Regions from separate parts of the Homo sapiens genome. Here region 2 is linked to region 1. A link is an interaction called in ENCODE POLR2A ChIA-PET data of the cell type or tissue named here. Cell type or tissue: OCI-LY7. All regions are shown on one strand. Each heading gives the region's core, and the rest is flanking DNA. Links, peaks and the distances in the headings are about the cores only. Region 1 has its middle 8.7 kb from the start of TRN-GTT2-4. Region 2 has its middle 5.2 kb from the start of LINC00545.

What was found. ChIA-PET counts read pairs that join two places held together with the same protein. Peaks named below come from ENCODE experiments on the same cell type or tissue, not always from the same donor. Only the 100,000 strongest peaks of a DNase experiment are listed, where the experiment ranks them.
Region 2: POLR2A ChIA-PET joins it to region 1 with 9 read pairs; 3 of 35 experiments call an interaction of 5 or more read pairs at or near these places.

The regions. Positions count from the first base shown.
Region 1 is chr13:30,661,061-30,669,524 of GRCh38, forward strand. No RefSeq gene overlaps it. Among named protein-coding and RNA genes, the nearest start is that of TRN-GTT2-4, 8.7 kb to the right of the region's middle. In OCI-LY7, for the core only: a CTCF peak has its summit at 1,781; DNase peaks (open chromatin) are centred at 1,671 and 4,821; H3K4me3 peaks cover 737 bases; H3K27ac peaks cover 2,347 bases.
Region 2 is chr13:30,873,084-30,881,547 of GRCh38, forward strand. No RefSeq gene overlaps it. Among named protein-coding and RNA genes, the nearest start is that of LINC00545, 5.2 kb to the right of the region's middle. In OCI-LY7, for the core only: no CTCF peak of the experiment used is centred there; no DNase peak of the experiment used is centred there.

The sequences.
Region 1 (8,464 bases), core at 405-8,404:
ACAGCAGTTGAGTGCTGAGCTTATCAATATATGTTCCACTCCTCAGGCTTCATTTAAAGTAGGATGCCCAAACAGCACCACTGCCGTAGAGATTTGAGTTAACAGCAGTACTTACTGAGGTTTAAGGCTGGCAGCCAGTGTCCTTGCAGTAAAATTATTTGCTAGGGACTCAGTACTTCATAATCTATTTGTCAGATTTACTCCTAAGCTTCTGTGTTGTTTTATTTTTTTTCTGACAAAAGTAGTGCATATTGTCAAGGAAAAACTAGGAAAATACCAAAAAAAAAGATTTTTGACCATGCATTTTAATACTTAGTGACTACAAACATTTTCCTATTTTATGCATATAGATTTTAAATAAACGTGAGATCCTATTGTATCTGTTTTAATGGATAAACATTGTTTCACTGTTTTAAGATTCTGAGGTGATTTATACTGTCTTGCCATTGTTAATTGCAGCAGTTAGCCTTGTTGATAAATTTTTGCATGGATCCAAGTTTTGTTTTCCAGGAGTGGAGTTGCTTGGTCAAAGGAAATGCACATTTAAGGTTTTTTGGTGATTGCATGACTGACTTCCCTGGGCCCTCGCCAACACTAGGTAGTAGTATTGGGAGGAAGGGGGGAACCAATCCTGGGTGCTCCAAGATTACTAGTGAGCCTGAACATTTTCTATAACTATTGTCCACTTGAGTTGTTGTTTTGTTTTTTTTTTGGTGGAGGCGGGGGTGGGTTTAAGAATTGCTTATCCTTTGCTTGTACTAATTATCTTTTCAACAAATATTTCTAGATTACTGCTAAGGACCAAGCACTGTTATCAGCCTGAGATAAGGCAGCACACTAGAAGGAAATCCTTGCTCCTTTTGAGTTTGCCTTCCAAACATGGAGATCAATATATAATGTTAGGTAGTAATAGGAGATACATGCAGTTGATTCATGTCATTTGTAGTAGTTATGGTCAATAAAGTTGCCTTGAACACTGAATTAGTATAAACTGAAATACTGTTCCTAGGGGAAATAGGTTCCTGCTAGCCTGTGGTCATGAGATTTTTGTCAAACAATCACTATATAACCTTTTCTGTTTCTGTTTAAAGACATGTTATTTGATCTATATGGTTGATTCTTTACATTAACATGGCCAACAGCACTGTAACTCAGCCTGAACGAAGCTTATCTGACACATGGTGTTCTCCATAAGGCACATCATAGCTTTCTGTGCTTAGGAACACTAGACGGCACTTCAGCACTGCACTTGAGGACGTTTTAAACAGTGAAATCAACAAAAAGCACAAAAAAATGCAACAATAGGCTGGGCAAGGTGGCTCACGCCTGTAATCCCATCACTTAGGGAGGCCGAGGCGGGCGGATCACGAGGTCAGGAGATCAAGACCATCCTGGCTAACACGGTGAAACCCCGTCTCTACTAAAAATACAAAGAATTAGCCGGGCGAGGTGGCAGGCGCCTGTAGTCCCAGCTACTCGGGAGGCTGAGGCAAGAGAATGGTGTGAACCTGGGAGGCGGAGCTTGAAGTGAGCCGAGATTGCGCCACTGCACTCCAGCCTGGGCGACAGAGCGAGACTGCGTCTCAAAAAAAAAAAAAAAGGAACAATAACAAAGACACTAGTCCCCCAAAAATACACTTGTTTACAGTGTGAACTGAAAGAGGAAGGTGGAGTATTGACTTGTTTGACCTCAGCTGGAAATGTGCACGTCCTGTGACTCAAATTTTTCTCTGTTCTGTGCATGCATGTCCACGAATAACCACAAGAAGCACTGAAAGCATTGATTTTTAGGGTTACAAATTAATTTTAGCAAGTAAATGAATTCACAAATACGGAATCTGTGAGTAATGAGGACTGATTCTTTTTTTTTTTGGAGATGGAGTTTCACTCTTGTAGCCTAGGCTGGAGTGCAATGGCATGATCTCGGCTCACTGCAACCTCCGCCTCCCGGGTTCAGCCTCCACCTCCCGGGTTCAAGCGATTCTCCTGCCTCAGCCTCCCGAATAGCTGGGATTACAGGCTTGCACCACCATGCCCGGCTAATTTTTGTATTTTTAGTACAGACGGGGTTTCACCATGTTGGCCAGGCTAGCCTCGAACTCCTGACCTCAGGCAATCCACCCACCTCAGCCTCTCAAAGTGCTGGGATTACAGGCGTGAGCCACCGCGCCCGGCCGAGGACTGATTCTTATGTCAGATGGCACTAAATGCTATGGAGAAGAGGAGTGGATGAGAGGGAGAAGTATTTTAGACCAGGTAGACTTGGAAGGTTTCTTGGAGGTGGGTGATGTTTGAGAAGAGGCTTCAATAAAGTTAGGGAGCTCGCCATGTGATTGCAGGAAGAGCGTTCCAGGAGAACAAAAGTCATGAAGAGTGAGTGCTAGGCATGTGTCTGGTCTGTTTGGGCTGCTATAACAAAATACCTTAGACTGGGTAAAATGTATAAATAATAGAAGTGTATTGCTTATAGTTCTAGAAGCTGGGAAGTCCAAGATCAAGGTATCAGCACATTCTGGTGAAAGCTGCTCTGCTTCATGGCTGGTTCTCTCACTGTCCTCACATGGCATAAGAGGGGCACAGAGCCCTCAACCGTCTCTCCAGTGGCCCCATCTCTTAGTACTGTTGGATTGGGGATTTAGACTTCACTAATTTTGGGGGGACACAAACATTGAGACCACAGCAGCATGACTGAGGATAAGCAAGAGGCCAGTGTGGTTGAGCAGAGTGATCAGTGAAGGAGAGTTAGGACATGAGTAAAGAGGCTAGCAGACACCAGATCTCATATGGCTTTGTAGGCCATAGTGAGGACTTTGTTTAAGCTGAGAATAATAGATAACCTCAGGAAAGTTTCAGGCAAGAGGGTAACATGATCTGATCTGGGTTTTAAAAGGATCACTGAAGTGGGGAGACTGTCTACAGATGGTCTGAATAGGAGTCCTAGTCTATTACAATCTCCTTGGAGTTTAGGGTGGTAACTGGAGGTGTTCAAGAGTAGTTGGATTACTGTTGGATTTCAAAAGTAGAGCCAACACGATATGTGCATTGGCTGTGAGGTAGAAGAGGAGTCAAAATGAACTCCAGGTTTTATTGACTGAGCAATTGTGCCATTTCCTGAGATGGGTCAGATTTGGGAAGGAAAGAATTTAAAGGGGATAAGATAATCCCATTAGGAGTGTGTTAAGTGTGAGATTCCTATTAGACTTTCGAGTGGAGATGATTTAATAGGAAGATAGATCTGCAACACTGGAGCTCAGCGGAGAGGGACACCCTGGAGATAGCCGTTTGGGAATTAGGAATGTGTGGATCATGTTATAGGATGGGGTCATTTAGGGACTTAAAACAGCTCTGAAGAACAAAAATGGTGCCTTGATCTTGGACTTCCTGGTTTATAGAACTGTGAGCAATATATATATATTTTTTTCAAGACAGAGTCTTGCTCCGTCATCCAGGCTGGAGTGCAGTCGCACCATCTCGGCTCACTGCAACCTCCACTTCCTGGTTCAAGCAATTCTGGTGCCTAAGCCTCCCAAGTGGTTGGGACTATAGGTGTATGACACCATGCCCGACTAATTTTTGTATTTTTTTGTAGAGACAGGGTTTTGCCATGTTGGCCAGGCTGGTCTCAAACTCCTGACCTCAAGTGATCTGCCTGCCTTGGCCTCCCAAAGTGCTTGGATTATAGGCGTGAGCCACCATGCCCAGACTAAATTTCTAACATTTATAAATTATCCAGTCTAAGATATTTTGTGATAGCAGCCCAAGCAGACCAAGGCAAAGGCCAAGCACACTTGCTCCTCCTGACTTTTGCTCTTCCTGGAATGTTCTTCCTTTAGTCACATGGTTGCCTGCCTAGCTTCATTCAATAGGAGTGTGGTGCCCTGAAAATACAAGGAAGAATGCTTTTCTTTTTTTTAAAAGGAAGGGATGATTATCTGTCAGATGCTGCTGAAAAAGAGTAATAGAGTAATTGGCCACTGGCTCTGGCAATAGGGAAGTTAGCTCTGCTAACTCCACATGAACAGTTTCACATGAACAAGTGTGAGTGGGCTCAAGAGAAGGGATGGTGAGAAAGTGGAGCTATGGACTCACTCTTGAAACATTTTCTGGTGCCTCGTAGGGCAATGTGAGGTCAAGGTTTTTGTTACTGTTCTGAAGATGGGAGAGGCTGACACATGGATGTTGTAGGTGAGAGAAGGGGCGCTTGCGGGGGCAAACTTCTCCAGGGATGGGATTCCAGTGTCTAAGAGGAGGCGGTGTGACCCTAAGAGCTAGAAAAATTATTTTATTAATAGGAAAGACAAAGTACTTAGGCTCAGATGCTAAGAGATTTGCTGATAAAAGAATGAGAACGGTCTCTTCTGATTATTTTCTTGGGGAAATAAATAGATCATCAGCTGAGGGTGTGAGGGGAGAAGGAGTTGAACATGGAGGAAGACAGGTGTGAAATATTGGTCTCAGAATGGAGAGCGAATTGAATAGGGACATGCAGTGGGCTTGCTAAGCTGTGCGGAGAGCCCGTGGGAAGTTTATGGTCATCAATTTAATGGCGACCAGCCAAGATGGTGGTTTATTTTTCTCCAGTTGTATTTAACTGCTCAGGTGCAGGACAGAGAGACTAAGTGTGAAGTTAATTTCAGCCAACGTAGAGGAATTGTCAGGCAGATGGGACAAGGAGATAGAGGAGAAAAGGAATAAGGCTTCCTGCAAGGGTAATGATTGTAGGGATGGATAAGTAAGGAACACAGGAAGTGGCTGTCTGCTGAGTGGTGGCAGAGCTCAGTGGGTCAGAGCAAGGTTCAAAGAATGGCAGAGAGGCACTTGTGGAGGAAGTAAGCTGGCTAGAAAGTAGTGTGCTTGAAATTAAGCTTCTGGAGATAGCAAGGTTACAGGTGATGACAAAGTCTGAGTATGACAAGGAAACTGCAGGGCCAGAGTTGGCAAGAATTCATGAAAAATGAGGAGAAAGAGGCACCAAGAGGCTGGGATAGCACATGGATTGTCTCTGTGTGAGGCAAAGTCATCTAAATGGCAGCAGTGGCCCTAGCAGAAAGAAATATACAGTGAGCCGGAGCAAAAATCCTCAAGGACAGGCAGAACGCCATGAAAACGGCAGATGACAGCCAAAGGAGCAGGGGCAGGGGCTCAGTCCAAAGTGTTTCAGAGTCACTGGAGGGTTGAGTGGGAAGGGGAGGGAGTGGCTGAAATGGCAACAAGGAAGAACCTCTCTCATCTCCAGGCCCAAAAGTATGTGGAATGCGGGAGATAAGACAGCCACCACTGGCCAGGGCTGTAAAGGGACATTCAGCGAATATTCAGGTTCCATTTAGCACGACAGCAGGGAAGGGACTGTTGGCAGAAAAAAACTGGGGCAGTGGGATTAAAGACAGACCACACATTCCAAAAGGCACCGTGGGAGGGTCAGGGGGCGAGGTTAGGTCTAGGCTTCAGTGTCCTGGGAGACTCAGTCTTCACAGGGTGACAGCGATCAAGAGTGCAGCTTAGGCTGGGTGCAGTGGCTCATGCCTGTAGTCCCAGCACTTTGGGAGGCCGAGACGGGAGGATTGCTTGAAGCCAGGAGTTTGAGACCAGTCTGACCAACATGGCAAAACCCCATCTCTACTAAAAATACAAAAATCAACTGGGCATGGTGGCGTGTGCCTGTAGTCCCAGCTACTTGAGAGGCTGAGGCAAGAGAATCACTTGAACCTGGGAAGCAGAGGTTGCAGTGAGCTGAGATCGTGCCACTGCACTCCAACCTGGGCAACAGAGTGAGACCCTGTCTCAAAAACAACAACAACAAAAAAGAAAAGAGTACAACTTATGAAGGGGTCTCCTGGGGAGAGGGTTTTTGGGATTCTCCTGCCTCTCAAAGTGCTGGGATTATGGGCGTGAGCCACCACACCCAGCCGAGGGAGGCTGAGTTCTAATTGTTGTATCTCTCTTGGGATTGGCCTCCTGGGCAGTTTAAAAGACAAGGCAAGGAATCTTTTGGAGAAAGAGACTGGGGGCAAGGTGTGTCTGAACAAGAAGTGTGAGAAGCTCTGTGGGCTCCCTTCAGACTTCCAGTCGTTGAATTGGGATCTCATTTATATCAGCTCTAGGTGTAACGATATTAAATCTTCTCTGTCATTTGGCAATTTTGGTTTATGCTTGATCATCATTTTTAATGTTTCGACATGTAGAAGTTTAACATTATTTTACATTCTTTTCCTTCTGGCATCATGTTTTAGCAAGATTGTTTCCACCAAAAGAATATATATATCTTCTAATGAAACTACGTTTCTTTTTTTTTTTTCCTTTGCTTTCTCTTTTGGTATATGAATCTTTGATTATTTGTAATGTATTTTGATGTGTAACACTGAAGTTTCTATTTTGTACTATTTTTTTCCCCAAACAGTAAACTTATTGTTCAAATACTTATTGAACAACCTTCACTATTCTTTAACCATTTAGAATACGCCATTCACATATCTTTCATACTACATTTAATAACATTTTTTAATTAAAAAATATTCTACTGATTTGTTTATTTTGAGACCAGGTTATGAAACTGGCTAATTTTTGTATTTTTGTTAAATACCGAAATTCACTGTGTTGCCAAGGCTGGTCTCGAACTCCTGGGCTCAAGCAATCTGCCCACCTTGGCGTCTCAAAGTGCTGGGATTACAGGTGTGAGCCGCTACACCCGGCCACACCCGGCCAACACATATTATTTGTTATTACATTTAATTCCCACAGTACATTGAAATTATCAGGGAAAAGTTTTCAGTGAAACATTATTGAACGCCACATTAAAAGTGTAAATTACAAAGATTTAATGCCAATTTTTCAGAAGAAAAAAGACCAGGAGGAAGGTCTATGAAGTTTTAGCCAGTCTCTCATCCACCTACCATTTCACGATCATGCACTGTGTAAGTCAGGAAAAGAGTAAGAAAAGTGAAAGATACAATTGATTAGAGAGTTTTGCTGGATACTATAGATGAAAAGAACACAAAATGGAACAGCCTCTTCAAGCTTAGAGTCAACGGCTGTAGTCCCAAAGACTGTAGTCAGAGGCGGTAGGGCCAAAAGACATGACTTATGGCATTGGAGGAAGAGGATGCTTTGGGAGTTCATGGTAGAAGAGGCGGAAAAAATCTGGTGGATTAAAGAAAGCATCCCAAAGTGACATTAAACTAATGACTAAATTCTGAGCTGTTTTCAGGGGCAAAGCCTGTTTGGGCACCCCTGCCACACTTAAAGAGTCACCTAGGTATGGTTCGTGGGCTCTGAACAGGCCTGCTCAGTGAACATATTTGTGACTGTTTCTCCGGCCCTTTTAGCTGTATTGAGTAAAATTTAAAGAGACCATTGTTTTGGCCTAAGCTCCTGCCCTAGGCCCAAAGAACAGACCAAACCTGAATGGCTTCACTTGTCCTAGGTGCTGTGTACTCAAACTGAACTTTGAAACAGGTCGGTTTTTCAAAAAAAGCAAAAGATTCACAGCAACCAATTAGAAGAGGCCCGGTCAACCTGAGCCAGCATGATGAGGCTCTTCTGCTTTAATCCTACAAGGAAAGAAACTTTGAAATGACCAATCTGCTTTCATTCTTGGTTTCTGCTTTCTTTGGTCTATTTCTGCCTGTAAAACCTATCTCCTCTGCTCAGCTCATTGAAGTACCCTTCTATTTATAGATGGGATGCTGCCCGACTCATGTATCGCTAGTAAAAGCCAATTAAATTATTACACTCGATTTGTTGGAATTTTGCTATTTTGACAGCTTTTCAAAAACACCAGTAGGTTCACATCCCTAATTCCCCAGCCAGTGTTCCCTCAAGGAACCATGGAAGAAGCAAAGGTGGCTGAAAGGCGCCTCAGGATGCTTCTAAGCACGGCACATCCATGAAAAGGCACTTACTAATATTTGCAGGATAGCAAAGCACTGCAGTGACGATAAATCTAGTATTGGAGAAGTTCAAAATAATCAGTAGATTAACACAGAAGCCAGAGCTTATAGGGAGAAAAGGAACCCTATGAAATACTTCAAATCCGAAAACGAACATGCATTTCCTGTTTAGTTAGTGCAGGTACGTAAAAGCTTGGTAAAGTACCCTTCTTGCCAGCTTTCTCTTTCTTACAAGCCTTTTCACTGGGCTGGGAGGCTGATATTATCTAAATATGCTGAGGAGGTTCAAGTATCTCCACAACTCACCTCAGAGTGAATGCTCCCCTCGGCCTTAAGGCAATATAAACCAGCCCTGTTTAGCAGGATAGCAAAATGTTTGCGGTTGTAAACTGGTGTCCCATTGGCTGTGGCGCTTGTGGTGTAAAGAATCCCTGTGCTTGGTAATTAATAGAGAAATTCTATATTTTAAACTTCAGTTGTATATTGGCTCTTATCCATGGCAGATTTTCACGTATGTGTTATTTTTTTATTTATTCAGAGCCGGAGTCTCGCTTTGTCGCCCAGGCTGGAGTGCAGTG
Region 2 (8,464 bases), core at 116-8,115, 210 kb after region 1:
CAAGTAATGAGGATCTGGAAGAAGGGAAGGGCACGTTCTCTGTAGCCTGCCATCCACATCCCAGGCTGTCAGTCAGGAGGCAAAGGCATAGTCTTTAAGGGCTGCAGACTAAGTTCATCTTTGTGCTCCCGTGCTGCTTCCATTTCAAAGGCTTCGCCAGCGAATCCCGTGAGTCATTCCTGGAACCTTCAGGAGTCTCCATGGTGATGGGGTTGAGTGGGCCTGGGGGAAGCCAGCATTCACTCCACTTCCTAACAAGTTCCTCTTTTCTGATTTTTTTTTCTTTTTTTTCAATAGAGACTGGGGCTGAGGCTTGAGCTTTTTTGTTTTTTTAAACAAATCACAAAATAAGAACTCCCTAAGCCTTCTTTCCCCATTTTTTTGGAAACCCATTCTAGATAAATATATAATCTATTCTTACTTGCCTCTGTTGAGACCATATAAAACAACAAAGCACAACAAAAACTGTGCATTTGCTTTCTTTTTTTTTTTTTCTTTTCCTGCAAGTGTTTTCAGAAGGGATCTGGTTTTCTTGTTTTCCTCAGTGAAAAGATGAAAAGGCTCTGGGTAACTGATTGTAGCCTGAAGCAGAGATGCCGGCAGCATCAAGCCCAGAGGAAGGCAGGCCTGTCTAGCCTACTACCGCCCCTGTGGAGGTCTACCAGGAGCCTGAAAATTATGCCCAGTCATGGTTGGCAGAACTGTGCATATTCTTATAATCCCCACCTCTCCTTCATTCTGAAATGCTCTGGAAAAGCGTAGTATCTGGGGTTTGTTAGGGAACGAGCATTAACGTTACCATTTTAGGTACAGGAAAATGTAGCTAAATCTACAGGCATCTATGGGATTTTCCACATGGTACCAAAAATTAAAATTTGAAACCAATCTAATGTGAATTGATGAACATAAATAATCTTTGGGGGTATAAATTCTGTGTCAAATTCCATAATGGTGTGTGGCCCCAAAGTTCCCACACCTGAGGGTGAAAATGAGTTTTCAGTAACATTGAAAACTTGAATTCTGCTGACTTCGTTATCCCCTCAGGTTGAAGCAGGACGTGCAGCTTCCTGAGGTTCTGCCCCCAGATTTCTGGGGGTCTTGGGGGCATCTCGCATGTGCTCCACTCTGGAGAGTGCAGCCAATCTCTGCTGGTAGCTTAGAGTGCCAAAGCCTTGCCCGGGGCTGGGGAGGAGGTGGGGAACAGCTTTCTCTGCTGTGTTAGTCGCTGTGTGGGGCCCCACAGCAAGGCTGCTTGAGCCTTCATTGACCAGCTATCTAGTTTTTGCTTCCAGTCTGCTCTATCCTCCCTCAGCCCCAGCCTTGCCCCTCCAGGAGCACGCCAGGTTAAAGCCACATCTTTGTATTTGGAATCCTACTTTGCTCTGACAACTGAGGCTTTTCTAACAGGTCAAGCTCACCAAATCTCATTCTGGGTTCTTACAGCGTGGTTTCTTAAGCTGTGAAACCTTTTCAAAAGATGATAAAAGCCCCAGAAATTCTCTCAGAAAAGTGAACATATAGGTAACATTTCACAGACAAGCTCAGGAGTTTCTGGGCCTTCGGGAGAGAATCCTTCCTCACAGGAATTTTCTCTCGAGAACTTTCTCAGCCCTTGCTCTGGATGTCAGTCCAGCCTGGCTCGCTACTGAGCCTGATACACTCAGTCACAGCAGAAGCCTCACGATGGGTGTGTCCCAGGCCACGCTGAGGCTGTCACAACACACAGAGTGGTTTTCAAAGCCCATATTCCACATGTGCGGTCAACAAATAAGTGTGCAAAAAATATGGCTTTCTACTCAAGCCTGTTCTTCAAGACCTCTCAAAAAGCTCTGCTTGGAAAAAATGGAGTATCAAGGCCTGATTTCAAATCCCAGGGAGCCCAGGAGTCCAGTACCTGGAGTTGGAGGATCCAAAACGGAGTGGCCTGGGAAAAGACATGTGTGGGAGTCCTAATCTAACTTGGATTTTCAAAAATTCACACAAGTAAATTTTTCTGCCTATTGTTTTGCTGGTAGTGAAGTAGTTTTTGCTCTGTTGCCTAGGCTGGAGTGCAGTGGTGCCATCAGAAGTCACTGCAGACTCAAACTCCTGGGCTCAAGTGATCCTCCCACCTCAGCCTCCAGAGTATCTGAGACTACAGGCTCATGCCACCTTACCAGGCTAATTTTTTTGTTTTTATTTTTTTTGTAGAGACAAGGTCTTGCTATGTTGCCCAGGCTGGTCTTGAACTCCTGGATGCAAGCAATCCCCCTGTCTTGGCCTCCCAAGGTGCTGGGATTACAGGTATGAGTTTCAGATAAGTAACTTACCTCTAACTTGTCCCCCTCTGCATATTGTCCTTCAGCAACTAGATATCGGGATGCTATTTGTATTAGTTTCCCAGGACTGCTGTAACAAATTACCCCAAACTTGGTGACTTAAAACAACCAAAATTTATTCTCCCACAGTTCCGGAGGCCAGATGTTTGAAATAAATTTGTCGGCTGGGCTGTGTTCCTCTGAAGGTTCTAGCAGGGACCTTTACTGGCCTCGTCCAACTTCTGGTGGCTCCAGTTATTTGGTGGCTACGGCTGCATCACCCAGCCTCTGCCTCCATCTTCTTACAGCCTTCTCCTCCTCCCTGTGTGTGGCTCTTCCATTTGTCCCATAGAATGCTTGTCACTGGATTTAGGGTTCACCTGGCTAATCTAGGATGATTTCATCTAAAAATCCTTAGCTTACTTATATCCACAAAGACTTTTTTTTCCAAAGAAGGTTACATTCACAGCTTCCAAGGATTAGGGTGTGGGTATATATTTCAGGGGCCACCATTTAACCCACCACAGTATTGCTCATTTACATCTCTAGCATCTAATAGTGCCTGGCATGCAGAGTTTAACAGTCACTCATGTATTTGTTTTTGATGGTTTAGATTTAAACTTGGACCCAGGCACTCTATCTGCTCCATTCCCAGATCTGAATAAAGGGTGGTATGAGTTTGCAATAAAATCAATATCTTTGACACTCCTTGACTATGAAATAAGCCACTAGGCTAATTAGGGTAAATAGTTTCTTGCTTTCCATAGGGATTTCTGTTAGAGTATTTTATGCTATGGTTTCAACTTATCACATGCTAAGGATGCAGGAATCACATAAGCATAAGGCAAATATGTTTGAAGGTCTTTTTTCTCCCTGAGACCCTCAATGTCTGATAACAAATTGGATTTTATTTATGAGATAAACTTTCACGTATGTATTTCATAATATTTATGAGGATACAAAGATAAGTATTTACAGGAGTACAACTATATATGTAGATGATTTTATTTCCATCATGTGGCATTTCATTGACACCTAATACTGACTTCCAAGTGTCCGTTTAGACGATATGCATACAAAGGAAATGACATGCTTTTTCTTCCTTTAAAAATATAGCTGATGTGATGCTCCTAATAGAGAGTAAATGAATATAATCAAGTTTTCCCTACTTTGGAGTACAAATTTTAAGCTTTTATATTAAAACCTATTTATGCCTAGTGTTCCATTATTGGAACACTAAGCATGTGGGAGTTATTTATGTCTTACTGCTCAAGGTCATCACCAGGGTCTGATTTTTCACACTCAAAAAATTGCAACCTCAGGCATAAATGGGTTAAAATGTACTATGACGTATCTCCAACTTCATCCTGGAATGGTTTTATCTGACAGGTTTAATAGTGGCAATGAGAATAAGTCTGGCTGGGCGCGGTGGCTCACGCCTGTAATCCCAGCACTTTGGGAGGCCGAGGCGGGTGGATCACGAGGTCAGGAGATGGAGACCATCCTGGCTAACACGGTGAAACCCCGTCTCTACTAAAAATACAAAAAATTAGCCGGGTATAGTGGTGGGCACCTGTAGTCCCAGCTACTCGGGAGGCTGAGGCAGGAGAATGGCGTGAGCCCGGGAGGTGGAGCTTGCAGTGAGCAGAGATTGTGCCACTGCCCTCCAGCCTGGGCGACAGAGTGAGACTCTGTCTCAAAAAAAAAAAAAAAAAAAAGAAGGATAAGTCTGACTTTGCCAGCAGGAAATTTTAAAAACAACCTCTCCCTGTGTATGTAACTCACATGGTATATACCTTATAATTCATGTGGCTGGCCATATTTTATTTATGAAATATTTGGAATCTGGAATCCAAAATCAGGGAAGGTGCAGATTCTTTGTTCCCTATTCATAGTGGAAATTAGTTCAAGTTGCTTTATTTTTAGCATTGCCATTCCACATTATTTTAAAGATAAGACTTTTGGGGTGACACTTTATTATTATTTTTATGTGTTTATTCATTTTTCCAATAATCAAGAAACAGAAAAATCAGAAGAAAGCCAGAGAAAAAGTGAGTTTCCTGTCTGCAGTGCTCAAAGCATACCACACACATTAGGAAATGACAGAAATGCACAAGCTAGACATCCAGCCAATCAAAACACATTGCCCAGAACGGTCAAGTTTAAATGGGATCATGCATTCCAAGTCTTGAAGTTTAAGACACATTAACATTAAGCCTTTCAACTTCACATAGTAATACAATCCAGCAACAACACAGCATCAATCAACAAAATCAGACTAAAAGAAAGAGCTTGTGCTTCCCCCAAGGGAGCCCTGTAGACAGATTGCACCTCAAAGTTGAAAGGACAGTTAAGCCTTCTCCTTGTTGCTTTCTCTGTTCTGGGACCACTTTGCAGTTTTCCTTCTTTCTGAATATGTTTTATCTCAGGTACAAATAGGTTGGCTCTTCTGCAAAAGACTAGCCAACTAGTCTACCACAGAGTTAGTTAAGTCTCATTATTTCGAATAAATTTGTGTTTTATTTTTAAACTCATTGACAACTCTATGTGTTTTTAATTAACTTCTTTGACTTCAGTTGTTTGAAATCCAAAAGTGGGCTTGGATAAAAATTAGCTTTATCAGTTTATGCCAGTGTGTGTTTAACCAGGTTTTTTCTTTACTATACATTAACTCCAGATAGATGGGGACTATTTGTTCATCAAAGGCTGGCTTTTCCTGCATATCTCTGTGGCAGACACTAGTTGGGTTACCTTGTGCAAAACGGCTCACACCAAATAGGGTTGTGGGAAGAACTGACACTTCCAAAACCAACTATGGTTGCAATTGTAAACAAGTGTCAAAGAGCCCGCATTCTTTATAAAGCTTAGCTAGGCATTGAGATGTAGGCTTTTAAAATATGACTTATTTGTGGGTTTGTTTTGGTTTTTTGTTTGTTGGTTTTGAGACAGGTTCTCACTCTGTTGCCTGGGCTGGAGTGCAGTGGCACTATCACGGCTCACTCTAGCCTCAACCTGTTGGGCTGAAGTAATCCTCCCACTTCAGTCTCCTGAGTAGCTAGGACTACAGTTGTGTGCCACCACACCCAGCTAATTATGTTTTGTTTTTTGTTTTTGTAGAGATGGGGTTTCTCCATGTTGCCCAGACTGTTCTGGAATTCCTGGGCGCAGGTGCTCCTCCTGCCTCAGCCTCCCAAAGTGTTGGGATTACAGGTGTCAGCCACCATGCCTGGCCACAATATGACTTCTTAAGCACCGTTAATACACCTAAGTGTTGGGCCCTATCTTTCAATTTGCCAGATACAGGGTGGTCATATAATTTATTGTCCATGCAAGGATCTTGAGAATGGTTAGGGTTGCTAACCCGATGGGTTGCCAGGACATCTGGTGTAAACCTGGACATCCATATATATGGGACTCTTCTGCCCCATGTGCCACTACCAAGTGTTTTTGAAGGTGTGTTGAAAATATTGCTAAATTTCACCTGCTAATTGTTCTGATGAATCTATGAATTTTTTTTCATCCTGGAATCATCCATGACTTCCTACTTGATCCATCAGATATCAGTATCTCACTATTTCTGGACCCCAGGACACTTTTCCACCACGAAGTTCTTTTCCTGCTTACAGTGCTACTGTCTGTTTCCCATCTCTGTTCGTGGAGATCCTAGTGATTCTTTGGGACCTAACTCAGCAGGATCTCTTCCAACACTTTAGCTTCCACAGGGCTGTATTTGTATCCTCCTTAGGGCACTCACCTCTTTCGGTTTTGTTATATTTTTATGTGTTGTATCATTTTTCATTACTTAACTGAAAGAAGGAACCAACCACAAAGCTGCACCTCTACATTACACATTGAATGTGAGCCCCTTGTTTTAGCTACTTCTTACGTGTTTGGTGAATTGTTTTTAAAAGTGTGGTAGGAAATAAACATCCAAGAAGGTAGAAAGCCTTGTTGTATTTGGCAAGGAACAGGCCGATGCTACTGCTGGATTTGAATGCCAGCTTCTCCAATTAAGAGCTGTGCAATCTTGTGCAAGTCACTTAACCTCTTGGCGGCCTGTAAAATGGGGATGATAATAGTACCTACCTCCTAAGATACTGAGTATTTAATGTTGCCAGGCACTGTCCTCACAGAACAGTGCTTGGCAAACAGTGCCTGGCAAGACTAAATACTCAATATCTCAGCTATTTTTATTGTTCAGACTTCATTTCCCTATTTTTTGAGGTTTTATTCACATTTTTGAATTGTATTGCAAATAAAAGAAAACCAAGAGCTATCGGCATGTGTAATGGAGGGAGGCCTAATGGCCACCTCCGTCAGGCACACCAGCAATATCCACTGAGAACTAATGCCTTGGTGACCCAAAGGTCACTTGATGGGACAGAATAAAATGTCCTCTTGACTTGAAGAGCCAACCAGGCCAACCCCAACCTCTCAACTTGAAATCAGAGAGTTGAGGTGCTGGTTCTCTGCACATCTGTAGAATAGGGACCATAAGAGTACCTACCTCATGGGCTTACAGTAAAGATGTAATGAGATCATCTATGTAAAGCACTGATCATAGTTTCTAGTACCTGCTCTACATTTGCTGTTGTTCACAGCATCTGTCCTGGAACATGAGTTGATTGTTGAGAGAGGTGTGGTGGGTGTTCTGGGGAAGATATCCTCATATTTCCTCCAGCCATCAGGAACCTCATGGCTAGCTCCATCAGGAGAAGCTCAGCAAGAGAGTGAGAATGCAAGCCTCTCGTTTTTTTATTAGAAATGGTGATTAGGAGACTGCCTTCCCCTCTCTGCGAGCATCCAGTGCAGGAGGGCCAATATCTACAGCTGCAAGGATGATCAGCTTGATGCTGAGGCAAGAGTTATGATTAGCAACAGAAGTGGCAAATTAAGTTCACTGACTAGCAGGCTGGGAAGAGCCAAGAAATCTGTATTAATCACCAAGGACAGAACATGAGCTCTTTGAGACTCTGCAGGGAGAAAAGAGGCTGAAAGTACCCACAGTACTTCTGGAAGGGGGCTCAGAACCAGTGAGTTTTCATTAGCATGGCTATTGCATCCTACAACCCTGGAGTCACTCACCCAGACTATAGTGACCTAAAGAACTCAGGGTTACACACAGCACAGAGCCACTGTCCCAGGGAAAGAAGTTTCTTTGCTTCCAGGCGCCTCTGTACCTAACTGTTACTGTTCTTTTCCCAGGGTCCCCAAAGAAGAGAATTCCACCAACTTTTCTTGGCATTCTCTGCCAATAATTAGCAATTTTTTCTTTATGTTTATCCTTATTAATGCCTATTCCTGTTCAGCTGTGCTCATGGAAAGATAGCCAGTGTGTTTTGCACTTTCCCAGGCAAGCACATCTCAGAGTCCAAATGGCACAGTTGCCTTCAGTTAATTTTCACTTAGATCTTAACCTTCTGAGTTTATTTCCACTTGAACTCTGGGTATTAAAGTAGAAATAATGCTTTGTGACCTTTAAGCGGGACACCAGCTGCTTCTCCACCCTTTCCCCTGTGGTTTAGTGACCCACACAGTCCAGTTCTGCAATAGCCTTGTTTCTGGAGTTCTAACCTCCTTCCCAGCAGGGAATGACTAATGCTTAAAGCCACGCATTACACGAAGGTTTACCAGGCAGAGCAAATAAATGGTCATCGGAGACATGCTTTCAAACAGAGATCTCTGTTCTTGGCATGAAGGTTAAGGTTAGTGAAAAAAAGTCCCACCTCTGCCCCTTTCTGTTCAGTTCCACCCCTTTATCTTCCCAAGGACATGATGAGAAAGATTTTAAAAGTGATCACAGTGGTTTATCTTCATGACATGGGCAGATTTCCATGAGTCCTGTGATTCAGTGACACTCTGAGGAACCCATGACTGTGGGGTGGGCTTGGAACAAACTCACTGTTGGCAGAAGCTGTCCACTTCCCCCATTTTTTGCTCTGGCAAAAATAGATTTCAATGGCAGCTTAGGAAGGGGCCGCAGTGGGGAAGAGGTTGTGGTAAGAGAACATTCTTTCCCATTCTCCAAATCTTCCAAACCAAGCTTTGCTCCATGGGACCACTTCACCCAGAAGTCTGGGCTGGAGCTCAGGCTCTGACACTGTCATGGCTCCCAGCTTGATGGATGGGAGGAGGCAGGGAGCTGGGTTTCCAGCCAGGAACTAAGG